Regions from separate parts of the Homo sapiens genome. Here region 2 is linked to region 1. The links are chromatin loops, found by intact Hi-C in ENCODE. Cell type or tissue: HepG2. All regions are shown on one strand. Each heading gives the region's core, and the rest is flanking DNA. Links, peaks and the distances in the headings are about the cores only.

Region 1 (15,639 bases), core at 2,495-10,494:
AACCAGTTGTGACAATACATGCAAAGAGTGCAAAGTCTTGTCCACGACGGATGTTCTTTTTTTTTTTTTTTTTTTTGAGAAAGCCTTGCTCTGTCACCCAGGCTGGAGTGTGGCATGATCTGGGCTCACTGCAACCTCTGCCGCCCGGGTTCAAGCAATTCTCCTAGCCTCCCGAGTAGCTGGGACTACAGGCACGTGCCACCACACTCGGCTTATTTTTGTATTTTTAGTAGAGACGGGATTTCACTGTATTGGTCAGGCTGGTCTTGAACTCCTGACCTCAGGTGATCCACCTGCCTCAGCCTCCCAAAGTGCTGGGATTACAGGCATGAGCCACCGCGCCCGGCCCACCGTGGATGTTCTTAAGAAACTCAGCTCCCAAGGTTTCACTGGGGGATGGTCTTGTGGGTACCCTCTGCCTCGCATGTATCAAAATTCTAGACTCCCAAAAGGAAAGCAGGTAGTCAGCATAAATCACATTATCTGTGCAAACAGTTTAGGCACAGCAAGCCTACTGTGCTCTTATCATTTATGAAAAGTTTTATAGCACTCTAAGGAACTGTTTACCAGCCAAGTGCCAACCTTTCAAGCGGGTTATCTAAGAAGAGGCAATCTTAGACCTGCGACATTAACTCTTTTCTGCATAGCACCCCAAGCATATTGTGGAAGAATATTAATGAGTGTAAATTATTGTGCCTAATACCAACTTCGGATGAAGTCTTAAATGTAAAACAAAACAATTAGAAAGCAAAATAACAAACATCTGCTGAGCTCTTGTTATATCCCTGGCATTAATAAGTACTTTATATATATGACCTCATTTAATGTTCATAGTAATCCCATGAGTTAGTGAGAGATGATACTCAAAATACACAACAACCAGTATCACCAGGGAATCACATGACTGTCATACCATTCAGGCATGTACTTCCTAACATCAGCCCTGGAGGTGCGTACAATTACCATCTATATTTTTTAAAAAGGAACACAGAGAGGCTGGGCATGGTGGCTCACGCCCTGGGATTACTCCCAGCACTTTGGGAGGCCGAGGTGGGCAGATCACGAGGTCAGGAGATCGAGACCATCCTGGCTAACACGGTGAAACCCCATCTCTACTAAAAATACAAAAAAATTAGCCTGGCGTGGTGGCAGGCACCTGTAGTCCCAGCTACTTGGGAGGCTGAGACAGGAGAATGGCGTGAACCCAGGAAGGCGGAGCTTACAGTAAGTCGAGATTGCGCCACTGCACTCCAGCCTGGGCGACACAGCTACACTCTGTCTCAAAAAAAAAAAAAAAAAGAAAAGGAACACAGAGAATCCAAGGAGACACAGCTAGTACATGACAGAGGTGAAGTTTTAACTTAGCTTGTTCCGGAGCCCTGGCTCTTAATCATTATGCAATAACATCTCTCTGTAAACAAAATACCTCTATGGCCTTAGGATGGGAATGGGTGTCTTACACACACACGCCATATATGAGCATGTGAAGCAAAAACAATGAAGTAAAACATTACTAGATTTAATTGTCAAAAGCAAAAACTATGAACGGTAAAAAGATACAAAAAACAAAACAGAAGCAACAGGCTCAGAGAAGATTACTGCAACACATTTAACAAGAATTAAATTCCAACCACATAAAAAACTCTTCCATATCAATAAGAAAAATGGCAAAACCCAACTGAAAAATCACTGAAGTAAAAATTTACATAAAAGGAAACAAAACTGCCAGTAAAATGTGTGAAAAAAATGACAAAATCAATAATAGTATAAATGTAAATTAAAATTATGTATCATCTCACACTCACCAGACTGATTAAAATGTTGAAGTCAGATGACGACATATGGGGTTCAGATGATAAGTGACAGAAATTCTCATCCTCTACTGGAAGGTATACACTGGTAGGACCATTTTAGGGAGAAGTTTGATAATATCATTAAAGTTGAAAATACACTATTCCTAGTTTTATATCCTAGGAACGCTATAGCTAGGTTTATATCCTAAAGAAACTGACTTATATGATCAAAGAGAATTGAATCCGAATGTTCACTGCTACACCATGTAGACATTATTATTAGCAATAAAGAATAACTGAAATGTAGATTAGCAGGGGAACAGAGAAAAATACAGGTATATTCAAATGACAGAATATTATAAAGTAATAAATATGAATTAGAACTACAATACAAATACACATATACACAAAAAACATAAAATTGAGTTAAAAAAGAAACCTGTAGAATATTACATATCACTTACCTAAGTTGTAAAATACGTACAAAATCATACTGTATATTGTTCATGGATATATAAATGCATTAAGGATAATGGCCTATACAACATGCCTTAGAATTCACAATTTTAAAACAACGCACATAAAAAGAACTAACTGCTATATTTACTACTAGGGTGTTTACTGAATGCATTCTTTCCCAAATAATAAAGGCTTCTCTTTATGAGAATTCATTCATATGCCAGAGAAGGGAGAAAGGCTAAAAATCAATTATCTAGTTTCCATGTCAAAAACTTTGGAAAAGAAAAAACAAATTAAACTAAAGAAAAGTAGAAGAAAGGAAATAAAGATATAAACCAAAATCAATAAAAACAGAAAATAAGCACAATATAGAAAAATCAGCAAAGCCCAAATTTGGTTCTTGGAAATGAAGAAAAAGAGAGGAAACACCAATAACCAGTATTAGGAATGAAAAGCAGACGTCCCTATAAGATGTTAAAAAGAGGATAATCCTAAACAACTTTCACCAACAAATGACAAGTTTAGATGAAATGGACAAATTTTCAAAAACCAACACGAATATACATACAAATTTTAATATGCCAATATCTAAAAATTAAAACTGTTATTAAAAACCTTCTCATAAAGAAAACTCCAGGTCCAGAAGGCTGAATTCTGGCAAATTCTTTTACATACCTAAGGAATAAGCACATTAGTTGTACACAAATTCTTTCAAAGGACAGAAAAATAAGAAACACTTCTCAACTCATTATAAAGCCAGCATGATCTTGATACCAAAACATGGCAAGAACAAGTAGAAAAACAAGAAAATTACAGAGTAGAACAATCTTACTCATGAACATACATGCAAAAACATAGACTATTAGCAGAGCTGGGTATAGTGGCATGCACCTGTAGTCCCAGCTACTTGGGAGACTGTGGGAGGAGGATTACTTCAGCCCAGGAGTTCAAGGCCAGACTGGACAAAAAGAGACAGACCCTATCTCTTTTCTAAAAATTAATTTTTAGGCCGGGCGCGGTGGCACATGCCTGTAATCCCACTATTTTGGGAGGCCAAGGCGGGTGGATCACCTGAGGTCAGGAGTTCGAGACCAGCCTGGCCAACATGGTGAAACCCTGTCTCTACTAAAAATACAAAATTTAGCCAGGCGTGATGGCAGGCGCCTGTAATCCCAGCTACTCGGGAGGCTGAGGCAGAAGAAACGCTTGAACCTGGGAGGCAGAGGTTGCAGTGAGCCAAGATTGCGCCATCGCACTCCAGCCTGGGTGAGAAGAGCGAGACTTCGTCTCAAAAAAAAAAAAAAAAAAATTTAATTTTAAAAAATAATTTTAAAATATAAAAATTAGAAAATCTAGTTTAACAACATTTGAAAAGATAATACATCACGACCAAGTGAATGTATTCTAAGAATGGAAAGGTAGTTTACTATTTGAAAATCAAGCCATGCAATCTACCACACTAACACAAAAAAAACTTCATTATCTCAACAGACGTAGAGAAAGCATTTGGTAAAACTTAATATTCATTCACAACAAAAATTCAGCAAACAAAATAAAAGAGAATTTCCATACTCTGATTAAACTCCCTCTCAACTCCCAAAAACTTTAATGGTGAACTATTAAGGCTTTCTCTCTGAAATTCTATCACCATTTCAATTCAACATCACGTTGGTGGTCCTAACTTGTGTAATAGGGCAAGCGCTGGGGTGGTGAGGCAACTTTTTTGCAAATGGTATGATTATAGAATGTATATACAAGTTCCAAAATCATCCAAAGGCAAATTATTATAACTAGTAGATGAATTTACAAGGTTATTAGAAAAGTCCAATATACATGATAAAAATCAGGTATATTTGTATATACAACAAAAACTCATAAAATTATAAAAATGGTACCACTTACAGTGTCAAAATCAAACATGCATAACATTTTATAGAAAAGTACAAAACATTAGCAAGAAGTATTTCTAAAGTCTGAAATTAATGGAGGACTATATCTCCATCATAAATATGTCAATTCTCTCCAAAATCATCTATAAATTCAATGCAATCCCATTCAAAATCCCTGCAGGTCCTTCCTGGAAACGGACAAGCTCATTCTAATATTTAATTGGAAATACAAAAGGTTAAGAAGTGCTACAGAAATCTTGGAAAAGAACAAAGCTGGAAGACTTACCCTACCAGGCAGCAAAATTTATTTTAAAGCTACGATAATGAAAATAACATATAACTGACAAAATAAACAGAAATATTTGTCTATGCAATGAAATATTTATATATGCAGTCACTGATTTATGACAAAGATGACCCTGAAGTACAGTGGGGGAAAGATGACTAAAATAAATTAATCGTGACATCTATCTCACACCATACAGAAAAATAATTTCCAGATGGGGACTAGAGACCTACAGGTAAAAGGTTAAAAATAAATAATGCTTTTAGAGCAAAACATTGAAACATATATTCATGATATTAAGGTGGGAAAAGACTTCACAAACAGTTTTTTAAAAAGTGGTAACGGTAAAGGGAAAACTTGTAAAACTGGACAATATCAAAATTGGTAAGTTCTATATCAACAGACACTAAGAGATTTCAAAAGCAACTCACAGTAAAGAATACACTCTACATATATAAAATGTAAATATACACATGAATACAAACATCTACATATTGATATAAAATAAATATTTATGTCAAAAAATATGAAGAATTTTTACAAATCATTAAGAAAACAAACCCAACACAAGACACTTCACAGAAGAGGATATATCCTAATGGCCCAATAAACATATGTGAAGGTGCTCTGTGAGTAGTTATCAAAAAATACAAGACAAAATCTCAATGCAATACTACTATACCCACAAAATAGCAAAAATGCAAAAAGGCAGAAAGCACCAAGAATAGACAAGAAGGTGAATTTTCCGGAATGTTCATTTACTGCCAGTGGGGAGTGTAAACAGGCACAATCACTTTGAAACACTGACAGCATCTTTATCCATCAGCATAGCCTATAACCCAGGAATCTCTCTCCTACACATTTTCCCAACAAAAATGAATAAGTGTTCACCAAAAAAACATATATCAAAATCTTCACAATCATGCAATACTCTAATAGCCAGAAACTGGAACCAACCTAAATGCCCATGAACAATAAGATAAGTTGTAGTATATTCACACAAAGGAATATGATACAAGAGTAAAGAAACTACAACTGACAAATACATAATATTAATGAAAAGAAGCTAGATATAAACCAGCACCTTTATGATTTCATTTATATAAAGTTCAAGAACAGTCAAAGCTAATTTATAGTGACCGAAACCAACAGTGATTGCAGAGTAAGAGAATGACTGACTGAAAGGAACAGAAAGGGAACACTCTGGAGCGATGGGAGTATTCTATATCTTAATATGGATGATTGTCAAACAAGCATACAAATTTATCAAAATTCTCTGGTCTGTCTGCAGAAGATTTGTGCATTTTACTGTACGTAAATCAGACCTCTGCATAATACTGGTAGCATGTAAACAAATAAATAGCCAGGATTCTAGACTGGTGTTATGAAAAGTAATCAGTCTACAAACTATTTGTTGGGATCCTTGACATGATTAGGAGATTGCATCAGAATGTATATCAACACATTGTTTCTTTCAAAAAGGAAGACTTACTACAAAAACAATGTCAGCAGAAATGAACAGTGGGTGGAACTAAACTGTGTTAGAAGTGACACAGTTGATGTACATTCTAGTGAAAGCTCCTTATCTTTACCTGGACTGGTAGAAGCAGTGTTGCAGAGACAAGAAAAGTGAGAATATGCTAAAGGTCTTGAGGGGTTAAGTAAGAGATACTACTTTGAACCACTGTAGGAAAAAAAAAAAAGAAAAAGAAACAGAAAAAAAAAGCAAGACAATTTAAATAAAAATAATAAGATGGCAGAGTAAATACAGTCCAAGTATAACAATACAAACATAAAAGGATTAAACTCACTAGTCAAAAGAAAAAGACAAACTGAAAATTTTAAAATAATAAACTATTTGCTATACATAAAAAAGGCTGATAGTAAAAGAAGAGAAAATATATAAATAAAACTGGTAAGGTATATTAATATTTGGAAAAAAAGGAGTGTGAAAACAAAAAGCATAGTTAGAGATAGAGAAGATCACTAAGTAATGATGGAAAGTCCAATTCACCAAAAAAAAAAAAAAAACAAACCAACAATTCTGAACAGGTACACGCCTAAAATTTATACAAAACAAAAAATTCACGTAACTTCAGAGCAAAAATGGTAAATCCTACATCACTGTACGAGAACTCAACACATGGTTCTCAACTTTTGCCATCAACTCTCTATTCTTTCTCAGACTTTGTCATCTTCTCCTTAGATCAGAAGAGAAAGACAGAAACACCATCTTGTTCCAAAGCACAGAATGGATGTTTTTTTCTTCCCATACCAATAGACATAAACCTACTGAACAAGGAGGAAACTCATGGATCTTAAGGACTAACAGTTAATCCAGATGCATTCTGAAATCTTTGACAGAAAGCTATTTTGTGATTAGTTACAGGAACAATGAACTGAATCAAGGTGGTTAGCCTCCAAAAACTGTCAGGTACTAAGTGGTTTATTGCTGCCATCTGCTGGACACCTTTTTCATTTGCACTTCAATCATATTTGCCTTAAAACTCCTAGTAAGACAGCATATAAGGTCTTAAACTGTTATCTTTTCTGAGCCTCCTTTATCTAATGAGATGAAGACACTGTCTCTAAATTAAATGTTTGTATGCAAGGTGTTGACAACGGTTAAAAAAAATGTTTGTGCAATTTAAGCCTCCGTTAACAATGGCTTAAGTAAAAGGTTTATAGGAGTATAGAAAATTACATTGCCTGAAATCCACTTGGAATTTAATATATCCACAGACTACCAATTTTCCCATACAACTACTGGAAAATCGTATTTTATATACTGAATAACTGCAATGAGTCACTTTAAACATACCAATTACACTTTACCCATATGGCATATTATCCACATTACTTGCCATGTTTCTTAAAATATGCACATATAAATTCATGGCAGGTCTTCTAACACTTGCCCATAGCTGATTCCCTTGCCTTCCAGGCACACACAAAGATTACACTTCCTGTCCCTTTAGTACTCAGATGGGACCACATGATTAGTTCTGGTCAACAGATCATGAACGGAAGTGCCAAGTGTTGCCTGCAGGCCAATGCAAGTAATTATATGTGTGAGACCCTCTGGCACTCTCTTCCTCTGCCATAGTGAAAAGAAGGGACCTCAAAAGATGGTCAAGCCCCAAAATCAAAGTAGTTTAGATCACTAAAGACAGCTGCCCTAGAGAGCTGTCCAGACCCACAACAAACTTTCTAAGAGTAAAATAATACACTTGTATTGTATTATCCCACTGAGAGTTGGCACTTCAATGTTACCTCAGTATAGCACAGGCCAAGGTTTCTCAACAGCAGCAGTACTGCCATCTTAGGCTAGATAATTCATTGTGGTCTCTGTCTTGTGGACTGTGGGATGTTAAACAACATCCTTGGCATCTACCCACTAGATGCCAAGAAGCACTCATCAATATGACAACCAAAACCACCTCCAGTCATTGACCTCCTCCCCCAGTCTTTGAGAACCACTGGCATAGATTAAACTACTAATATAGTATGCACATATGTATGAGGAATATATATGTAAACATGTTGAGTATATTTAAGTCAAATGTCATATATTCTCCATGCTTTATTTCATATTAGAGTCAGATATTTTATAGGCTCTTAACAAATATGAATTTCCATTTCTCAAAGTAGTAAAGTTAATTCATAAATTTTTTACAAAATCAATCATATCACAAGTCTCTCTATAGTAGGGTAAACAAAATATTCCAAGAGTATATAAATCCATACATACTATGCTGTTCATTTCAGAGGACTCATAGCTCCCAACTGGATGGACATTTCCAATGGGTTCCAAGCCTTCTTCATCCCACATGTATGTTCCATCAGAGCTATCAGATGGAGAGAGTTCAAACGAAGAACCAGCTCTGTAGTCTGTATCTGGTGAAACCAAATTATTCCCAGAAGTATGTTTTGTACATTCACTCCTGTCTTCAAGAGAAAAAAGGTTACTGATTCACAAAAATATAATTGTTTCTCGTGTCCTAAAAATATAAGTGCTAATAATTTGATATATCATAGCAAAAAAGCTGGCTCAAAAAAAGCACTCATAACTGTAGCATTTTCTATATCCTAAGCAATAAAAACATCAAGAGCCAAAATCTTTAAAATAACCTACTGAAATATTTTCTAATAGAGGAAAAGAAAATTCATTTAGTCATCTTTCACTTCTGTAATATTTCCAAAAATGTAAATAAACCCTCATATTCCTATATTTCCCAAGATATTTATTTTTAAACACTGGCCAGGAAACTCCTTTTCCTCTGTGTACACTATTTAACTTCATAGATTAAATAATGTAGGGTACTCATAATTGCCTCCCTATAAGGAAATAAACTTGTTCCGGCAGTCTCTTTTAGAAGACCTATAGACAATCAAGGGTTTGTACATGCATTTCTATGCACGATCTAGTCCCCTGATTATACCACATGTCTATATCTAATCCCTTTAGTTGTTCTTTATTCAGGTATATGGGCATACAAATACCAAATACATTTTATCCAGCATTTAGTAACAGGATAACCAAACATAAGAGGAAATGTTTAACAGGTATTATTTCACTTTCTTCAGTTTAATAAATAAATAAAGCTCTCTCAGGAAGTGTATCTAAAAAATTGCTAAACAAGAAGAATTTTCTAGGATAAAAAAATCCGTGAGATTAGACATAACCTATATTATCTCATTGTACCCTTTGGTACAGCTTTACTCTTAACAAATAGCAATGAAATGCTATCCTAAGAGAAGAGATGGTTTGTTTAATGGCATACCACACTGGTTGAGGTAAGCAGGGGAAGTCATTTAGAAGCACTGCATATACTAAGCAGGAATAGGCTGTGTATAACAGCCAAAGAACAACAAAGGTTAAGAGTGGTTTTATTAATATTGTCTTGGATAGGGTGAAAAATGGGGTATGGAGCAAAAGTCACAGGAAAATAAACGTTAACCCACCTCAATTTTGTCTAGATCTATCCCTCCGTGAAACTGATAATATCTTGAAATCTATCTGAAGATAATCCTAAATGTAAGTTCAGTTATATTATTTAAAAGAAAGCAAAAAAACTTAAGGTAAGTAATATTTACCAGAGACACTTATATCTATCCATTCATCAGTTTTACTGAAGGCTTTTTCATTTTCCTTGGGGGAATCAAACATATCCTGTGGTGGCCCATTTTCATGTTTCTCTTCTTTGAGAGACATTTCCTCTGGAGTTATTCTAGTTCTGTTGGAGTCTTCTATATCTATAAAATCATCACTAAAGTCTTCACTTAAATCATTCTTATCAGAAGATGACAAAGACGACAAGGAAATGTCATCCACATCATCACTCAGGTATCTCATTTTAGCATCATGTTTCATGGTCTGGTTGTTTTTTGTTCTATAACTTTCATTTTCAATCAGTTCTTGGTCCTTATTAGCAGCTCTGTCCTTAGCCAAAACTGTAGCATCTTCCTCTACACATGTGTCAGCAGGTGAATTTTTATTTCCATCAACTGTCATAGTCCCAGAAAATGGAGATCGGCTAGATTTCAGTAGAGAGGGATGAACCATTCTATAACCTAAAGTAGAAGTTACACCTGGGCCATTTGGTAAAGCCAACTTCTTTCCACCAGCAGCATAAGGCCTATTAAATCCATACCCCAAATGTTCATTCCCATTGAGTACTTCTGGCTGCCGGGAATTTCTTGTTAGCATACTTGACCGTAGAGGCACTCTAATGGATAGCTGTTGGTTCTGATAAGGCTTTGTAAGATCCACAGCTCTATTAAAGGAATGTGATCTGGTTATAGATGAAGGTGGAAGGAATGAATTCTGAATGGAATGTGAAAAACTTTGTGACCTTACCATTTTTTCACAATTAATAGATTTACTACTGTCTGGGGATTGAGCTAAGCTTTCTCCAGAACTGCTTCTGGTGGCACAGGAGTTCGCTCTAGGCCTTTGCATGCTACCAGCTGATCGGTTTCCATAAAATCCATTCAACTGTGATTTTGGAGTATTGATCGAAGAATATGAAGTCCTTCCTAATAATGTGCCTTTGGTGAATTTACCCAAATTAGATGGTCCAGAAAAAGACTTTTGGTTTAACTCCTCTGTAGATGACACAAACATAGTGGATGGCTTTGCTAACTTTGATGTGAATAAAGAAACACTTTTCAAACCTCCCTTTATCCCATTTTTATCAAACATTCCTTGAGTAGGAACACGTTTTTCAGGATCAATTATTTTATCATGTGAATTTTGAGTATTGTTAGGCTCTTCGACACCTTGTGCACAAAGCTGATATTTATTTGCTTTCCTCCAATTAAATGAATGAGATGATGGACAATCAGAGCCATTATTTTTGATGTAACTTTTGACATTACTATTCTTGGAAGTTCCTAATAAATTAACAGGTGTCCCATTTGGCATTGGCTGCAATGTACTTCTTACAGATTTTGTTCCATACTTTGGCAACTTGGAACCCAAAAATGTCTTGATTTGTGTTTTTTCTTCCATGAGCTATAAGGTGCATTTGTTCTTAAAAGTTGAAAGAATCTGTGAAGAGAAAAAAGAAGTACATTAAACATTCCTAAATAAGGATAATTACATGAATTATTACATAATATGATACTTACACTTTTATACGCAGAAAAACCCAAAAGCTACTCATGATTCCTACAGAACTCCTGGCAAATACCGAATGCACTAATTAAATTAATAACTTTATGTTGGAAGAAAATAAAGAACATTTTTATAAACTTTTATAAATGTATGCTATGAATGACAGCAAAATCTAGAAATAAAATTAAACCACCAAATTTGACTATGTAAAAAATAATACTTACAGAGTACTTCTTCCAATTTCCAATCCAAATAATTTTTTCATTTTGGGTAAAAGTCTCTCCTTTAAAAATAAGAACATATGGAAAGCCACAGCCAGTGCACTCAGGCAAGAGAATGAAATAAAAGGCATTCAGATTGGAAAAGAAGAAGTCAAACTATCTCTGTTTGCCAATGATATGATTATATATCTAGAAAATCCTACGGACTCCTCCAAAAGATTCCAAGATTTGATAAATCCAGTAAAGTCACAGGTTGCAAAATCAAAGTACACAAATCAGTAGCATACCAACAATGACTAAGCTGAGAATCAAGAACTCAATCCCTTTGACCATAGCTGCAAAAAAATAAAATAAAATACCTAGGTATACTTAACCAAGGAAGTAAAAGATCTCTACAAGGAGAAGTGCAAAACACTTCTGAAAGAAATCACAGACAATGCAAACGAATGGAAATACATCCCACACTCATGCATTAGAGGAATCCATATCATGAAAATGACCATGCTGCCCAAAGCAGTCTACAGATTCAATGCAATTTGTATCGAAATACCAACATCATTTTTCCCAGAATTAGACAAAACAATCCTAAAATTCATATGGAACCAAAAAACAATCTTAAACAAAAAACCAAATCTGGAGGCATCACATTACTCAACTTCAAATTATACTACAAGGCTACTATAGTAACAAAAACAGCATGGTACTGGTATAAAAGTACATACATAGAGCAAAGGAACAGAGTAGAGAACCCAGAAATAAAGCCAAATACAATCAACTGACCTTTGACAAAGCATACATAAATGAAAATTGGGAAAAGAACGCCTTATTCAATAAATGTTGCCAGGAAAACTGGATAGCCACATGTAGAAGAATGAAATTGGATCCCTATCTCTTACCATATACAAAAATCAACCAAGATGGATTTAAGACTTAAATCCAAGGCATGAAACCATAAAAATGCTAGAAGAAAACCTAGGAAAAACTCTTCTGGATATTGGTCTAGGCAAAGAATTTACGACTAAGACACAAAAAGCAAATGCAACAAAAAAATAAATGAGACCTAATTAAACTAAAAAGCTTCTGCTCAGCAAAAAATAATCAGAGTAAACAGACAACCCACAGAATGGGAGAAAATACTTGCAAACTATGCATCTAACAAAAGATTAGTATCCAGAATCTATAAGGAACTCCAACTAATCTGCAAGGAAAAAAATAATCCCATCAAAAAGTGGGCAAATAACATCAACAAACATTTTTCAAAAGAAGGTATACAATGACCAAGAAACATGAAAAAAAAATGCTCAACATCACTAATCATCAGGGACGTGCAAATTAAAACCACAATGAGATATCACCTTATCCCAGCCAGAATGGCTATTATTAAAAAGTCAAAAAACAATAGATATTGGCATAGATGTGATGAAAAGGGAACATTTAGGTACTGCTGGTGGTAATGTAAATTAGTACTACCTCTATGGGAAACAGTATGTAGATTTCTCAAAGAACTAAATCTACCATTTGATCCAGCAATCTCACTACTGGGTATCTACCCAAAGGAAAACTGTATCAAAAAAAAAAAAAACCTGCATATGTATGTTTATCACAGCAAAATTCACAATTGCCAGATGTGGAACCAACCTAAGTACCCATCAACCAATGAGTGAATTAAAAAAATACACCATGGAATACTACTCAGCCATAAAAAAGAATGAAATAATATCTTTTGAAGCAACGTGGATGGAGATGGAGGCCATTATTCTGAAGTAATTCAGGAATGAAAAACCAAATACCACATGTTCTTACTTGTAATTAAGAGCTAAGTTATGGGTATGCAAAGGCATACAGAGAGGAATAATGGACACTGGAGACTCAGAAAGGGGGATGATGGGAGAGGGATGAGAGATTTTTTAAAAACTACACAATGTAGTAGGGTACAATGTATACTATTCGGGTGGCACGTGCACTAAAATCTCAGACTTCACCACTACACAATTCATTCATGCAGCCAAAAATCACCTGTTCCCTTAAAGCCAGTGAAATAAAAGGTAATTAAAGAACATATTATTTTTTTAAAAAAATACATGGTTTTATAAAAGCTAGAAGACATTCGAAAAACCTTAATTACTAAAGTCATGAGAATTTTTTTTTATTTTTAAAACAACTGATTCCAAGTCAACCCTGGCCTAAGAAGTAGAGTTCCTATAATACATGTTATTATGTCAAAAGTAAATATTTAGAAAATCGTACAAATGTTCAAGTATAGAGTGAAAAAAGACTAAAGAACGTCCTGTTACCAACAACTAAGAGATATATATATATATTTGTGTGTATGTGGTTTTTTTCAGCAGAAAACCTATCAGTTACACACTGTAATACAAAAAACTATTTAAACTAAGAACTTATAAAGTTTAAAAAGTAGCGGACAGAAAAAAATTCTGTATGGTACAGTATGACTGGCAGCCTGATTACTGCCTGGAAGCAGTAGTGAGAAAGAAATGTGAACTAAAAAACTTGAAAATTTTAAGAAATACCTCTAGTTTGGATAGAAAAAATTTGATTTGCCATGCCCTACAAAAGTTGAGGAAAAATATCCCGAGCACAGAGGCTTCAAAACCTAGGCAGAGGCATCACCAGGATCTGCCAACTTCTAAGTCCCTATACTGAGTTGAGGGAAGGATCTGAAGCCCATAGACATGTACTGTACCCTCAGCAGTATGAAATGAGACTGGTATAGGACATTTAACGCAATCTAAGGAGATGGGAAAGCATAGGGCCACAGAAGGGCAAAAGCGAAGTCTTGACCTAGGTATCCAAATTAAGCCTGAGCAAGACAAAAAGAAATGCCCATACAATCATATAAACAGTTTCTTGTAACACAGAACAACCTAATAAGAACATGCATCTAATGAAACAAAAGCCCAAAGATGAAAAGACAAAACAGGTAAATTGAAAAGAAAGGCTTCAGCGTTAAGGAAACCAATTAAGAAGAACAATGAATTTGAAAGAAAAAAAAAAAAAAGCAAGGAAAAGAAGCAAAGACTTAAACAAATGGCAAGGAGAAAAATCTTAAGGTAACAAGAGTATATCGAGGAGGCTAAGGTGGGTTGATCACTTGAGACCAGGAGTGTGAGACCAGCCTGGACAACATGGCAAAACCTCATCTCTACAAAAAAAATACAAGAATTAGCCAGGCATGGTGGCACACACCTGTTGTCCCAGCTACTCAGAAGGCTAAAGCGGGAAGATCAACTGAGCCCACGAGGTTGAGGCTGCAGTGAGCCGTGATCAAGCCACTGCGCTCCAGCCTGGCTGAAAGAGTGAGACCCTGTTTCAAAAAAAAAAAAGTATCGAGGAGAAAAAAAAGACAAAGATATTGAATTAGAAAGAAAATGTAGGACAAAGGCTGAACAGAAAGATAATTAGTATCCCTGAAGTAGAATAACTAATTAAATGGAAGAGAAAAGGCAGGAGGACATAATAGAAAATATCCCTAAAATAAAGGTGAAAAAAAATCTATGGAGGGAAAGAAAAAATATATCAAATCACAGATGCAAATACGTATCCTATTTAAGTTAATGAAATACCAAGGATAAAGAAATAATTCTCCAGAAATACAAGTAGAGAAAAAAAATCACCTTTAAAAAATTTTTTAAACTTGGAATATACAAAGGAAATAACTGGATAACCTTCCAAAGAAATGCTGGAGCCTCTGGGGATAACTTAATCCTGTAGGAATCACATTAATTTTACCATTAAAAATTTATTCTAAATTCACCACTTCCATTCCACAATTCTAGTTCTTATGCTCATCATTTCTTCCTGTACTACTACCAAGGATTCCTACATTTGTCAAGATTCCAACCTTACTTCTATTCAAACTGTCAGCAGTTATCTTCTTAAAGCAAAGATCTGGATCACGTCATTCTACTGATTAAAAACCATCTGTGAGACTAGGAACAACAAAATAAAACCCAAAACTCATTGTACAGGGAGCAAGCTACTCTATTTGATTCTACCTTATCCTTGTTATATACTTAAGCCAAGATACGTTATTTGTCATTGCCCAAAATCCATCCTATATTTTCTAACTTCTTTGCCTTTGCTAAAGACCCCTTGGAAGATTCTATCCTCAAAGTCCAAAATCACCACATCCACCAACATTTCCAGTTAAAATTAATCTTACATCATTCTCTATTCTCTTCACAGCAATAATATAGCTGAGTTTGTCTTCTAATTGTGTGCATGTCTATTTGACCCACAGGAAAGTAAACCTGCTGAGAACATAAACTAAGTCTTATATACTGTACTTTGAGGCCAGCTACAGGACTACAAATTTAATAGATCCTCAACTTTTAAGTAAATTCATAATCTC
Region 2 (15,639 bases), core at 2,924-10,923, 240 kb before region 1:
ACTTGCTAGAAATATATGTGTAACTGAAAGGGAGCCAAGTGCCTTAGCACTTGAACTCTTCCCCCTGAAAATAGGTTTTTTTTTTTTACCACATGTCCAGGCTGCAAATTTTCCAAACTTATAATAATTAATTAATTAATTGATACATTCTGCTTTCCTTTTAAATATAAGTTCCAAATCTAAGCCATTTTTTGCTCCTATATCTGAGTTTAGGCTGTTAGAAGCAGCCAGGCCACATCTTGACTGCTTTACTACTTAAAAATTTCTTCTGCCACATATCCTAAATCATCACTCTGAAGCTCAAACTTTCACAGATCCCTAGGGCATGAACACAATGCAGCCAATCTCTTTGCTAAGGCATAATATGTGTGACCTTTGCTCTAGTTCCTGATACGTTCCTCATGTCCATCTGAGACCTCAGTATCCTGGACTTTGTTATCCATATCACTGTCAGCATTTTGGTTACGACCATTTAATCAGTCTCTAAAAAGTTCCAAATTTTCCCTCATCTTCCTGTCTTCTGAGCCCTCCAAAATCCTCTAACATTTGCTTGTTACCAAGTTGCAAAGTCACTTCAACATTTTTATGTATCTTTATAGCAGTGCCCCACTCCTCAGTACCAATTTTCTGTATTAGGCTATTCTGGCATTTCTATAAATAAACACCTGAGACTGGGTAATTTACAAGAAAAGAGGTTTAATTGGCTCATGATTCTGCAGGCTGTACATAAAGCACAGCTCTAGCATCTGGTTATGGGGAGGCCTCAGGAAGTTTCCAATCGTAGAAGAAGGCAAAGGGGGAGCAGGCACCTCAAATGGCAGGAGTAGGAGCAAGGGAGGAGCAAGGGATAGGGCAAGGTGCCACACACTTTTTTTTTTTTTTTTGAGATGGAGTTTTGCTCTTGTTGCTCAAGCTGGAGTGCAATGGCGTGATCTCAGCTCACCACAACCTCCGCTTCCTGAGTTCAAGCGATTCTCCTGCCTCAGCCTCCTGAGTAGCTGGGATTACAGGTGCCCGCCACTATGCCCAGCTAATTTTTTGTATTTTTAGTAGAAACGGGGTTTCATCATGTTAGCCAGGCTGGTCTCAAACTCCTGACCTCAGGTGATCCACCCACCTCAGCCTCCCAAAGTGCTGGGATTACAGGCATGAGCAACCGTGCCTGGCAGCCACGTGCTTTTAAGCAACCATATCTCGAGAGAACTCACTCTGTATCTTCAGGACAACACCAAGGGGATGACGCTAAGCCATTCATGAGAAATCCACCCCCATGATCCCATCACCTCCCATCAGGCTCCATCTCCAATACTGGGGATTATAATTCAACATGAGATTTTGGAGGGAACAAATATACAAACTATAGCATAGTTTTATTGCCATGTGGAATATTAACCAGTTTGATATCTAATGTACCAGTCTTATTTCAGCATCTTTTCTTTTATTGATCACATGCTTTCAGCTCTCATATTCTTCTTTGAACCAGCTTTACCATTCTGCCTGTTCCCTCTTTAATGTGTTAAATTAATCTTCGACACATGCTCACTATAAATTTTTGGATATTATCATTGACACTGAATTACTAACACTCATGCAACTGTTCCACATTCTCACAAGTCTGCAGTGTTTTCCCCATTTGCTGGTACAACATAGCCCTTCCTAATCTCACCCTCTAACCTCACCAGCTGTCCCCAAACCTATTCCCCTCCAAGTTATCTTCTGTTTATCTCTTTCAGCTAAACTATAATGTCAACTCCTTAGGAAGCCTTTCCTGACACACCCCAAAACACATCCACATGCATGCACACAAACACACACACACACACACAAACATACACACCTCCCTGATTTTATAGCTTTCTCCCTAGATTTTGGAGCCTAAACAGAAAAAAAAAAAAATGATAAGAGAGGGCATGTCCACCAGGCATGTGCAAAGGCTTGAAGAAGGGTAAGGGACCTTCACCTGTGAAGGGAATCACCCAGCTTCTCCTAGGGCACTAGGGATTTGGCAGAAACAGAAGGATTTCTGTTTCCAAGCATCCAAGTGCATGCTTGTTTTAGTCTGTACCTTCTGCTATAAAAAAAAAAAAAATCTGGGACTGGATGATTTATAAATAACAGAAATTTATATTCTCACAGTTTTGGAGATTTAGAAGTCCAAGATCAAGTCACCAGCAGATTCTGTGCCTGGTAAGCGCTTCTCTCTGCTTCCAGGATGGCATCCGTTGCTGCGCCTTCTCATGGTAGAAAGGATAGAAGGGCAAAAGGGGCTAAATGCAGTGTGAATCTCTTTTACTGACATTTTAATTCCATTCTTGAGGGCTCCACACTGACGATTTAATCATTTCCTGAAGGCCCCACCTCTTAATACTATCAGGTTGGCAATTATGTTTCAACAAGTGAATTTGGCAGACAAACTCAGACCACAGCATTCTTCTCCTGGCCCCCAAAATTCATGTCCTTCTCACATGCAAAGCACCTTTATTCCATCTCTTATCCCCTCAAAGTCTTAACTCATTCCAGCACCAAATCAGAGTCTAAGGACCATAGTTTCATCTAAATAAATATAGGTGATACTCAAGTGATGGATCATCCTGAGGCAAATTCCCCCTCCAACTGGGAGCCTGTGAAATCAAACAAGTTATATGCTTCCAAAACACAATGGCAAGTCAGGCATAAGATAGGCATTCCCTTTCCAAAAGGAAGACATAGGAAAGAAGGAAGGGGTAACCGGTTGCAAGTCTAAAACTCAACAAGGCAAACAATATTAAATCTTGAGGCTTGAGAACAGTCTCATTAGACTCCATGTCCTGTCTTCTGGACACACTGGGGCAGGGGCTCAGCCCCCAAAGTTTCAGGGAGCCCTACCCTCATGGCTTTGCTAGGTGTCACCTATACAGCAGCTCTCAGAGTTTGGGCCAGGTGCCTGCAGCTCTCCCAGGGTGGTGTTGCACACTGGCGGCTCTTTGTAAGTCTTTGTAGAACCCACTGTAGCAGTGACTCCAATCCCACAGCTCCACTAAGCATTGTCCTAGCTCTCTGTGGTGGCTCTGCTCTGTAGCAGTTCACTGCCAGGGCTCTGAGGCTCTCCAAGGCATCTTTTGAAATCTAGATAGAGGCAGCCATGCTCTCACAGCTCTTATTTTCTGTACATATGCACATGTATGTCACCAAGGCTTACTGTCTTGTGCCCTCTGGAACAGTGGCTCAAGCCCCACATGGGCCTACTTGAGCCACTGTTGGGGTGGCCAAGAAGCACTGCATTCAAATACAAGTAGCAGAGACTTGAGGCAGCCCTGGGCAGTGAGCCCTGAAGCCTCACACCTCTGGACCCCTCTCTTGAAACTATTCTGCCCTCAAGGCCCTGGTACTCCAGGCCTGTGATGGAAGTGGCAGCCTGGAAGAGCTCTGAAACGTATTTTGGATCACTCTTCCATTGTCTTGATGAATAGCATCTGGCTTTCTTCTATCCATGCTAATGACTTTATCAAACATTCACTTGGCCACACCCTTGGTATTCTTTCCTGAACAATCTTTTAAATCATTAGGTTGGTGCAAAAGTAATTGCAGTTTTGCCATTATAAAACCAGGCTAAGAATACCAAATCTTTAAGTTCTCTTTCCCTTTTGATGATTATAAATTTTTCCTTTAATTCATTTTTCTTTTATTTTTCCTTTTACATAGCCAGGCTGAGAATTTTCCAAATCTTTAAGTTCTCCTTCCCTTTTGACTATAAATTCTTCGTTTAATTCATTTTTCTTTTCTCAGATTTTACTATAAGCAGTCAAGAGAAGCCATGCTGCACCTTCAACACTTTGCTTAGAGATTTCTTCCACCAAATAACCTATTTTATTGCTCTTAAATTTTGTCTTCCACAAGGTACTAGTACATGGACACAAGTTAGCTAAGTTATTTGCCACTTTTTAACAAGGATAGCCTTTCCTCCAGTTTTCAGCAAGGCATTCCTCACTTTCATCTAAGACCTCATTAGAATGGCCTTTACTGTGCATATTTCTACCAGCATCTGGATCACAACAACTCAGATAGTTTCTAAGAAGACAAGGCTCTCTCTGTGGCTCTTTTCATCTCCCAAGCCCTCACCAGAAGCACCCTTGACGCTTCATCCACAGCAAATCTAGACTTTTATTAGCATGCACCTCTAAACTCTTCCAGCCTCTAACCAGTTTCAAACCTGCATCTACATTTTCAGGTCAGCTATTTGTTATAGCAATGTCATGCTTCCTGGTACCAATTTCTGAGTTCATTTATGCTGCTATTTTTTTCCACAGAGGTAATATGGTTATATTACTCAGCATAGCAGAGTAGTCAAGTGCACAGCCTCTGGAGATGTACTCCCCAGGTTCAAATCCTGGCTCTGCTGCTTGCTAGCTGTGTACCTTGAGCAACTTTCTCTGAGCCACATTTTTCCCTGCTGTAAAATGGGAGTAACAATCATTGTAAATCTGTCCTTATAGGCTGCTAAAAGAATCAAATGGATTAAAATATAACTAAAGTGCTTAGAAGAATAACTGGCATGTAAGCAAGTGACATATGAGTACTACCATGGTACTGATGTATTTATTCCAGCCTCACAAGCTTGTTAGAGTCACCTCTTCCCCAAGTCAGCTACAGCTGTGCAGATGAGACCTGGGACACTGGGAATCTAACTATGTGAATAGGAATTATTATAGCAGCAGCAGAAATAAGTCCATATGTTCATATTTCAAATATATTGTAAACAACTGGGGAACTTGAGTGCTTAACACAGTACCTGGAAAGTAAGCACTCCTTCCCTCTGCCATATCTTTTCTACCCATTCCCAATCCCAACTTTAACCTTATAGTCAAGTTACATTTTGGATGCTTTCAATGTTTTTGTATAACATTGAATCAAAGGGAAGGGTCTGTTTCAGATCATTATTCATCTTTTCATTACTGTCATATATTTTATTGATTTTTCATTGAAATGTTTTTTCAACATTTTAAAATGAGGCTTTGGCTTCAGCAGATCCCAGATCCTGACATCTGGTGAATTACAAACAATTGTGTAGGTTTGTTTTTAATTTTAATTTCAAAAAATCAATAAGTCATTGTGATGTCTTTAGAAGATATTAAATAATACAATCAATTTGGAATTTATTATAAAGATGCTCTTTTCAACAGTGTCTATGCAAAATCAGAATATTTGTGAAGCCTTAAGGTGCTTGGCTTTCTGGAATGGCATTAAGATCCAGAATAGAATGACTATAATCCCAGCACTTTGGGAGGCCGAGGAGGGCAGATCACCTGAGGTCAGGAGTCTGAGACCTGCCTGAGCAACATGGAGAAACCCCATCTCTACTAATAATACAAAAATTAGCCGGGCGTGGTGGTGCATGCCTGTAATCCTGGCTACTCAGGAGGCTGAGGCACGAGAATCATTTGAACCCGGGAGGCAGAGGTTGCGGTGAGCCAAGATCGCACCATTGCACTCCAGCCTGGGCAACAAGAGTGAAACTCCATCTCAAAAAAAAAAAAAAAAAAAGATCCAGAATAGAATCAAGAGGGCCTACGGAGAGCATCCAGGACAGAAAAAGTTTTGCTAAGAACAAGTTCAAGGAAAATTAACATATTTACTGGAAATTACTTTTTTCCATTCAAAATTTTTTTTAAAAATTGCTTTTAAAGTAATCCGAATTTCATCTGCTACTGAATGAATAGCAGAACATCCATGAGAACACTGATGCTGGTTTTGGCCACTAACAGATTTGCAACTAGGTCATGTGCGAAGATACAGGGTGAAGACGGCTTTGTAACCATTCACCTGGAAATAGATTAGAGGCCACATGCAGAAGCCACAGCCTTGGGGATCAGGTAGCTCACTGCTAATCCAGGTAGCCCATCTAGGGGAAAATGCGGCTTGGAGACTTGGAGAATCATGTGCCTTTCCTGAGTTTTTAATCCTTCATGGGGCAGAGTCAGGACAGACCCAGCCCTTCTGATTTCCTGCTCAACACCCTTCTGACATTCCAAGCTAGAAGTGAGAACTCAGAAATTCTGTCATTCTGTCATCCACCACCAGTAGGGGTGCTGCTCCTGGCGGTGCCCTTGGACTTGCTGACTGGAGGTCAGAGCTGAGAATGGCAGTCCCCCAGTTCCCCCAAGAAAGACACGTTGCCTCTGTACCTTGACAAGACCCATGATCAGCAACGAATTCACTGGCCACCTACTCTGTTGGCTGTTGGATTTGAAGACAGGGCAAAAGATAACACACAGACACACATATTTTGTTTAAATTGGGCTTTGCCCAACTCACAGAATTACCTAGGCAAGGCATAAGAGCCACAGCCCTGGCTGTTCCTCTGTGGCTGAGACAACACTGACATCTTGTGGTCTTGAATTCAGCCAGCCCTAAGCGTCACAGGCCAGAGTCTACCCAGCCCTGCCAGGAGGAGCTTTTCCCAGCCCTACAAATGGGAATGGATCCATTCTGTGTGGACTCTGCCTGCAGGGGGCTCATGGTTTAGCAGGACACCCAAGTAACCAACCATGTGCACACACTGGGTGACACAGACAGCGCCTGGCATCTGACCAGCCGCACACACACACTCAACCCAGACAGCAAATACTCAGCGTGCAACACTGCGGGCAGCTCCAGAACTGGCGTTAAATAAGAAGCATGCAGACAATTACAATACAGTGAGAAAGGTGCCGATTAAGGTATGAATAACAGCTGTGGGAACACACAAGCAGAGTGGACAGACAGCCAGAGGATACGGTAAGCCTTCAGAAATGACATAAGATCAGGAACACAAAAGATACTGTGGAGTAATCAAGGAAGCAAGGTGCGGAATGATTAAGTCAGAATTTCCCAGCGTCACAGAATAGATTCAGTTTAGAGGTGGAGTGCTAAGCCCCGGGAGATGGCTTCTACAGCATGAGAGGGGATCGACAGGGTTCATTTGGGGAGAAGCAAGAGTGCGAGTGAGAGACACAGAGAGGGAAAGCGTAAAAGACAAGTCTGTAAAGATAGACAGCCTTGAATGCTAGAATAAAGCGTTCACGTTATTCAATTGCTGAAAGTCACGTTATAACGCTGTATTTAAGAAGAAATGATCTGGCAAAGATAAAGCATGAACTATAAGCACAAGACAAAGACTGGAAAGATGCTCCCCCTCGTGTCAGCAGGGGCTGTCCCTAGGAAAGAGGACTATAATGCTTATTCCTGTCATTTTTCTTTTTTTTTCTATTGTTACATATTTTAATACTTTGGTAATGAAAGAAATGACGATCAAGCTATTGCCATATGAAGCAGATGGATGATAAGAGTGGGAGCCTGGCCACTCGCATAGTCATGGTCAGTTTCCTTCAGGAGGAAGCTCCTTCCCAAAAGCAGACAGGACAACAGGGCTATGTGAGACTCCGGATCAGAATCTCAGCATCTGTCTAACTGGGAGGACCCTTAGGTATCTACTCAACCCCCTGCTGCAGACAAGGGCTGGGGCTCTTGGAGAGGAAGTGGCTCCCCCCGGGACACACAGCCCTTCCTAGACCTCAGGATTCAGGCTCAGCTCCTGATTCCCTCTCAGGGCCCCCTCCTCTTCCCTTCCCACCGCTGCTCACCTCCTCTCATTATCTGTATAGCCAGAAGCCACCACAGCATGGCCAGGACCCAGAGCTTCACGAGGGCCCTCAGGTAGCAGCCAAGCCAGGGCTGCAGCAGCACGTCTGCCTTTCCACAGGTCAAGGCTAAGACATACTGTAAAGCTCCACCTGAAAAAGAAAGCAATGAAATACCAGGACCTGGCAGGGCACGGTGGCTTACACCTGTAATCCCAGCACTTTGGGAGGCCGAGGTGGATGGATCACCTGAGGTCGGGAGTTCGAGACCAGCCTGACCAACATGGAGAAACCCCGTCTCTACTAAAAACACAAAATTAGCCAGGTGTGGTGGCGCAAGCCTGTAATTCCGGCTACTTGGGAGGCTGAGGCAGGAGAATCGCTTGAACCTGGGAGGCAGAGGTTGTGGTGAGCCGAGATTGCGCCATTGCACTCCAGCCTGGGCAATAAGAGTGAAATTCTGTCTCAAAAAAAAAAAAAAAAATACCAGGACTTATTTTTTAAAAATGTAAGGACCGGGCACAGTGACTCACACCTGTAATACCAGCACTCTGGGAGGCCAAGGCAGGTGGGTCACCTGAGGTCAGGAATTCAAGACCAGCCTGGCCAACATGGTGAAACCCCCGTCTCTAATAAAAATACAAAAAATTATCTGGGCATGGTGGTGGGCACCTGTAATCCCAGCTACTCAGGAGGCTGAGGCAGGAGAATCGCTTGAACCCAGGAAGTGTAGGTTGTGGTGAAACGAGATCTCACCATTGCACTCCAGCCTAAGCAACAAGAGTAAAACTCCATCTCAAAAAAAAAAAAATTAAATTCTTGAGTACACATGCAGGATGTGCAGGTTTGTTACATAGGTAAATGCGTGTCATGGTGGTTTGCTGCACCTATCAACCCATCACCTAGGTATTAAGCCCAGCATGCATTAGCTATTTTTCCTAATGCTCTCCCTCCCCACACCCCACCTGCCGACAGGCCCCAGCATGTGTTGTTCCCGTCCTTGTGTCCATGTGTTCTCATTGTTCAGCTCCCACTTATAAGTGAGAACTTCCAAATACCAGAACTTTTATGTTATTTCAGCCAGTGGTTCTCAAAGTGTGTTTCAGAAACCCATGGAAGTACCCATGACCCTTCCATGGAGTCTGTAAACGCAAACTATTTGCATAAAAATACTAAGTACAATCTAGCTTCTTCATTCTCATTCTTGCATAAGCCTAGAGAGGGGTTTCCAGAGGCAACTTGCATGGAATATCACAACAGATTGAATGCAAACAGATTGACAGCGGCACCTGAAATAATTGTTGGAGGATGAAAAGGTAGGCTCAAACTTTATTGAATCTATTCAATTGAATGCAAAGATGGAAATGAAAACCTGTCTTCTGTTAAGCCAGACATTTGTAAAAGTTGAAAAAAATATAAAACAATGCTATTCTTCTCAATAATCTTTTGAAGTAGAATATAGTTATTTGAAATATTATCGTATGTACAAGTATTATGCTATTTTATTTTTTAATTCATAAATATATTTGAAAAATTTCAGTTCTAGTTTATAATATGGTAAATATTGATAGATACAACCCACATAAATAAAAACTCTTTGGAGCTCCAAAAATTTTTTTAAGTGCCAAGAGACCAAAACTTTTAAGAACCACTAATTCTACTTTCTAGCCTATCACCCTACCTCCTTCCCATTCCCTGCCGTTGTCTGAACCTGCCAGATCCCCCACCTTCAAGGGGCAGATCTCCTTTCTTACCATCTTACTCTCACAGGACACCTGGCATGATATTTCCTACTTATGGGTCCATATATCTATCTTTCTTTCCTCCTTCCTCTCTCCTGTCCTCTTTCCCTACTTCCCCAGGCTGTGTCCTTGGTCCCAGGCATGCCTGAGCTGGCAGAATCCTGGGCACAAAACATTTCTTCCCTCTCTTCTGCTTTCCTTCCACCTGTCGAGCCTTGAATCTGGCTCCTATAAGACACCTGTCTTTCTTCTAAGGGCTACTAAAACAGCACTTCTCCCCAGAAATTGGCCCCCAAACCTCTTTAAAAGGATCACAGACCGAGGAACCTGATGGAATGGAATTTGCCCCTGCCCTTTCAGCATTCAGTAATCATTTCAGGAGCCCTAATTCTGTGTCAGATGCTGGGGATCCAAAGATGAGTAAGAGATATCCCTTCAATCTGCTCACAGGTTCCTAGGGAAATGAAGAAGGAACCAATAGTTCTGTCTAGGGAAGGCAGGAGATGCTTCACAGAAGACATGACACTTGTGGATCAGACAAGATGGAGAGGAGTTTTCTGATGAAGAACTGAAGATAATTTTCCTAGTGAGGAAAGAATGCTTTCAAAGGCACACAGAGGCGAAATTTCATGTCATATCTAGGGAACTGACTAGATCAATGAGGGCGTGGGCACATATATGCATGTGTGTGCATGCACATATGTAAGTTTGCATGTGATGTACACACATGTGCACATTTGTGTGAGCCTATGAATGCATGTTTGCACCTATGCATGTGTGTGCTTGTGTATGTGCCTGTGTGCATGCATGCCTGTGTATGCATTTGTTGAGGGCATAAATGTGTCTGTGTGCCTGCATGTAACTTTGCATGTGTGTGTGCATGCATGCGTGTAACTCTGCATGTGGGTGTGTACATGTTTGCATGTGTGTGAGCGTGAGCCTAGGAATGCATGCTGCGTCTGTGCATGTGTGTGCCTGTGCATGCACCTGTGTGTATGTATGCCTGTGTATGGATGTGTATGTGTGTTTGCATGCCTAGGTATGCATACATTGAGTGCATATGTGCCTGTGTGCATAAGTGTGTGAAAGCTTAGTGCTGACAGACTGCGAATGCATCTTGAGCAGAGAGAGGAGGAAATGGGAGGAAAGGGAATTCTCCTAGACATGTTACATATGTAGTCTTACTTTGTCCTCACAACAACCTTACTACGTGGGTGGCATTGTACCCATTCTATAATAAGGATAAGTGAATTGCTCAAGGACCTAACAGTTATAGGTGATGAAGCTATAATTCAGGCCACACCTCTAACTAGTCCCCACCCACAGGGACCTGAGATTGGGGTACTTTGAAGTCTGGAAGCCCAGCTCTTTCCATGTGTCCCCCTCTCAGGTGGAATCTGGCTGAATTCCTGAATGCCTGACATTTCACTGGGAGAACTCCAGTGGATGGTGTGTTCATTTTCCAGATAATCCCTCTAGTGTGTGCCAGGGCAACCCAGCTCCTCTGCCACCAGGCAGAAGCTAGTACATTTTTCAAAGCTTTTTCTGCAATTCAGAGAGCCAACAGCAAAACACAAAACCATAATTTCAGTCTTTGAAAATGGCCAGTTGGAAAATGAAATGGGAGGTCATGGGTTTGAGGAAATTGGGAAAAACCATCAAATGCTCTCCCTGCTCAACAAAGCAGCTGAGAGCTTGAGTTAGCTCTGCAGAGAAATGACCAGACGAGGTCAGGTACTGCCAAGCTCACTGACTTGGCCTTTCCTGGCCTTCCTCCTCTGTTAAATTTGGTCCATGAAACAGCAGTGATTCCAAACAAGCTTGTTCATGCATCATTTCAGCTAAGTCAAAAAGGAGCACTCCTCATTCTAACAGATATTAGGACCTATTTTCTGTGCTAAACACTGTTCTGAGGCCTTTCTATATTCTCTCACATAAGTTACATCTGTTTTCCAGGGCTTACACCATATTTTCTATATTCTATTTATATAGGATGAAATTATACCATACAGCACATATTACATATTTAGTGTATTTTTAGTTATATATTTAAACACTTCCATGTTGCCTATGATATACTTTATGTTTTTAGCACAATCCTTTGAGTCAATTATTTATCACCCCATTTTTTAGACTAAAAAACTGAAGCCCAGCAGGCTAGAATAACTTGCTTTAAGTCCTGCAACCAGTAAAACTGACAAACAGAATGCAAACCTACATCCTCCTGTAACCCAGATTTGTACCTTTTCTTCTGTGTCAGCTCTTTCATCTGGTTTCATTCTTAGTCACAGTCAGGGCATAACCAGATGCTGTGGGATCCTGGGCCACCTCCGGGCACCCTCCTGAATCAGCGTGGTCCTGACCACCACCACCCTTTCTTCATGTCCCAAGGGTGGTTGCGTTGCTGTGAACATACTTAAAATCCCGGCCTAAAACTGTTCAGCAAATTGTGACTTGCTCAGAAATAGAATATTACAAAACCCTTAAAAATTATATTTCATGGCCACAGAAATAAATGCTTATATGTAAAACAAACAACAATAACAAAGGACACAATGTGGTCATCATAACATGAGATCAACATTGTGAAGAAATTCACAGAAAAAAGCCAGAAAGGAAAATCCAATTGCTTAATTAGGGGTTATTCCTGGATGAGGGGCTGATGGGTGCCTTTTCTTCTTCTTTTGACTTTTCAGTATTTCACAACTTTTCCACGATAGACATGCATCGCTTTACAATGAGGGGCAAAAATATTTAAAACCTGAGCGTGGCTTGAAAACTGCTCACACTGCCCAGTTTCATGCACACTTCAAAGGGCATGGGGCTGGAGCAAGTCTCCCTTCCACAGAGCTGGCTGGAGCCTCACAGCAAGAGGGAGTGCACCTGGGGAAAACTCCTCCTCCCGGCGTGGGCAGCCGGGTTTGTTGTGTCTGCCCTCCAGTTCTCCATTCTCACGTCGCCTGAATTTCCCTGGAGAAGGCACAGGCTACAGCCTGAAGCCGACCCTTCCTTCCCCAGCTGGTCTGCAGCATTCAGCTCTGCAACCTCCAAACCCAAACCCAGTCCTAAAACATAAGCCTGCTGGGTGACAGGCTTCACCTCTGAGTTTTAATCAGAAAACTCTCCTAGCCCTGTCTTGGCACCCAGGACCACAAGTGACACTGTAACAACTGCACCTGTCTACTCATTTCTTGCTTTAACAAACATGTAAGCACTTTCTAGAGGGGACAGCCCCGCCTAGACAACAAGTTCCATTGGGAGAGAGGGGCACCTGACACCACATTGGATTAGTGGGGAGATCTGCACATTGTCCCATGGGATAGCAGAGGAAGAGTAGCTTCTGTCCCTGGGAAGGCTGCCCACAAACAGCTGTGTCTGAGCGGGCTTCCAGAAAGATGAAGAGTGATCAAACAGAAGAGAGAAAGGTTTGCATTTTGCGCAAAGCCAACAGCATGAGCAAACACACAAGGAGGGCATTTGAGGTCTTTGGCCAGAAAGTAAGATGCTTAGAGCTGAACTGCCTTGTCGGCAGTGCCAGGGAGGTAGAAATTCCTCCTTTTGGCAAATAGAGCCAGCTAGGCCCCTAAGCACAGGCTTGGTCTTAGAGAGATGCCTGTGGCAGTGCAGGAAAGAGTGCCAAGGCAGAAGGACCACTGGGGATTGCAATGGGCATTTTGTGTGCTCAGCCACTCAGCACTTTAGTAGGAATCTGCCGTGGAGTAAGAGGTATATATTTATTCTGCCCTGGTGCAGAAATCAGAAAATGAAATCAGAAATGAGAATTTATGCAAACTGGGTTTCCCAGGGCCTTCTGCAGACTCAGGCCTGCCTGGGAATCTGGCCTGAGATGGCCAATGACTTCCACTCCTGGGAACTTGGCATCGGGAACCAAAAAAAGGTGAATTCCATCTCCCTGGGGACACTGGTCTGCAACCCAGGAAAAAAGAGAAGCTTGTGATTTTACTTGCTAGGCTGACTAGGGCATAGAGGGAGCTATTCTGCAAGAAATTAAGAAGCAAAGAGGGGAACAAAGAGAGGTCACCAGTGAGAACTGTCTGGACTCTGCACGGCCTTTGTCTCTGGGTCCATTCTGGAAGTCCAACTTTAGGCGTTCCTTCCCATTCCATGAGGTTGGAAGGAGAGTCTGATACATTTCTGCATTTCTTTTTTGTTGTTAAGGTTGCAAGTTTAGTTTCTATTACTTACAACCAAAAAGTCCTAAGTTATATAAAGGTTCTTATAAAAGTTCTAGCCTGAACTAAGTCATTGCAGTGGGGTTAAAAGGAACAACGGTTATTTAGACTATGAAGTCAAATGGGAGGAGACTGCCTGCTTTGTCATCTAGCCAATCTCAATTACTCACAGACTGTCCCCATCACATGCCCTCTCCCAAGGCAACTATGGACTTCAGAAAGAGAATGCTTTGGCTCTATGCTACCTAGAAGCCCCCTTTCCACAACCAGGCCTCAAAGCAGACCCGGAGAGGAAAAATAAGCAGGGTCTCTGCCACATGAGAAATGGACAGAGGGCTCGAATCATCTAGTGACTATCTTGGCCCTTGCCTCATTTAAGAAGACAGTTGGGCAACTAGCACTATTGAATCACCCCAGACTGGGTTTTCTAAGGCCTGGGGATAAGATGACATCATCACCTTTGCGGGGCAGCAAACTAACATCAACACAAGCACCGCCACTACCAGCACATAAAGAAAGATGGTAACAAGCTCCAGGGCGGAAGGAGCTCCATGATTGTCCCTCAACGACATCTACACTTCTCTCCTTCTCCCATGTTTGTAAATGTCACTCCAAAGCCATTTCTCCCTTCAATTAGAAAGCTCTTTATTCACACTTTCTCTGACAAGTTTAATAGTTTCATTTTGCAGTTTGGGAAATTTTCCATTAAAAAAATCTTGCTCAGATTTTTTTTATCTGTTCCAGATTTTCAAATTTCAGGGCAGCTACATATTGGTTGGCCCTATCAAAGAGAACAGGAAGAAAGCCCAGCCAAGCTGGAGCCTGGCACCATTTCGCACAGGCATCTCCTGGAAACAAGTTCCAAACTAAAGGAAAGGCGTATCCTTTCCCAGGTGGATGCGGTTCTGCCATTTCTTTTCTTTTCTTTTTTTTTTTTTTTTTTTTTTTTTGAGATGGAGTCTCGCTCTGTCACCCAGGCTGGAGCACAGTAGCGTGATCTCAGCTCACTGCCAGCTCTGCCTCCTGGGTTCAAGTGATTCTCCTGCCTCAGCCTCCCCAGTATCTGGGACTACAGGCGCCCACCACCACGCCTGGCTAATTTTTGTATTTTTTAGTAGAGACGGGGTTTCACCGTGTTAGCCAGGATGGTCTCAATCTCCTGACCTCATGATCCATCCGCCTCAGCCTCCCAAAGTGCTGGGATTACAGGAATGAACCACCGCACCCGGCCGGTTCTGCCATTTCTAACCCATACCTGCTTCCTAGGTGTTGGATGAGCAGAGTAGATGTGTGCAGCCTGGGTTGGGGAGCACTTGGAGAAGCCCATCCTTTTCTGCAAAAGCTCCTCATAGCCCCAGGTCTCTCCATTCCTGGATTTCAGCAGTCTCTGTTCCAGCGAAGACAAGATGCAAAGCTCCACTCACAGAATCAGACAATGGAGTTACAGCAGATTTTTTTTCCTTTTGACACATTCCAAAGATTCAGAAAATATTTAAGCACAAATGGCTCTCCTTCTTGGGCTGGAAAGTCTCTCTTCCGTCTTTGCAGAAGCCATGCTTTCTTTCCTCTCTAGTTCCAGATGGATTAAGTTATGAGACCAATTCTCCTGCTTTGTGCAGAAATTCTTTCCCTACCTGAGCCCGCAAACCCTTTTCTAATTGATGCCCTGAAGCCTTTTTAAAGAGCCACCTTAAAGCTCAGAGCAGAAGTGAAGATGCAGAAGGGACCACACAGCTGCCAAGAGAGCAGAGGGGAGGGGGTGCTGTGGGTTTGATGAAAGTGGCCTCATTTTCCCATGAAACTGTTCATCTTACAGCCCCCATGAGCATGTGTGAATCCCTTCAGGATGGTGTCAAGCTGTAAACAGGCAGCTCCTTTTATCTCCTCTGACAAAACTGCTCTCCTTTCCACCTTCACTGGATGTTTATTGAGCACCTAGTATGTACTGACATCCTCATCACTCCAACTTTTCTGACATTTTTCCTTTTTCCACTCCAAAGCAGTCAAGAGTTTTCAAGACTCCAAGCTTCCTCGCCTTTCCAGCACCTGTAATAATGCCATATCAGAAGCAAGCAATGCTGCTTCCAGCTTTGTCCAGAGCAGCCAAAT

What was found. Hi-C counts contacts between places; a loop is a spot of excess contacts. Peaks named below come from ENCODE experiments on the same cell type or tissue, not always from the same donor. Only the 100,000 strongest peaks of a DNase experiment are listed, where the experiment ranks them.
Region 2: a loop joins it to region 1, with 11 times the contacts of the local background. A loop is called at or near these places in 2 of 110 quality-filtered maps.

What each region holds. Positions count from the first base shown.
Region 1 is chr10:84,366,355-84,381,993 of GRCh38, reverse strand. It overlaps CCSER2 (coiled-coil serine rich protein 2), which reads right to left. Exons shown (of 10, transcript NM_001284240.2): 2 at 9,525-10,980; 3 at 8,179-8,375. The coding sequence starts at 10,941. Among named protein-coding and RNA genes, the nearest start is that of CCSER2, 46 kb to the right of the region's middle. In HepG2, for the core only: a CTCF peak has its summit at 6,878 (motif pointing left); a DNase peak (open chromatin) is centred at 6,873.
Region 2 is chr10:84,604,315-84,619,953 of GRCh38, reverse strand. No RefSeq gene overlaps it. Among named protein-coding and RNA genes, the nearest start is that of CCSER2, 280 kb to the right of the region's middle. In HepG2, for the core only: CTCF peaks have their summits at 6,044 and 6,380 (motif pointing left); a DNase peak (open chromatin) is centred at 6,403.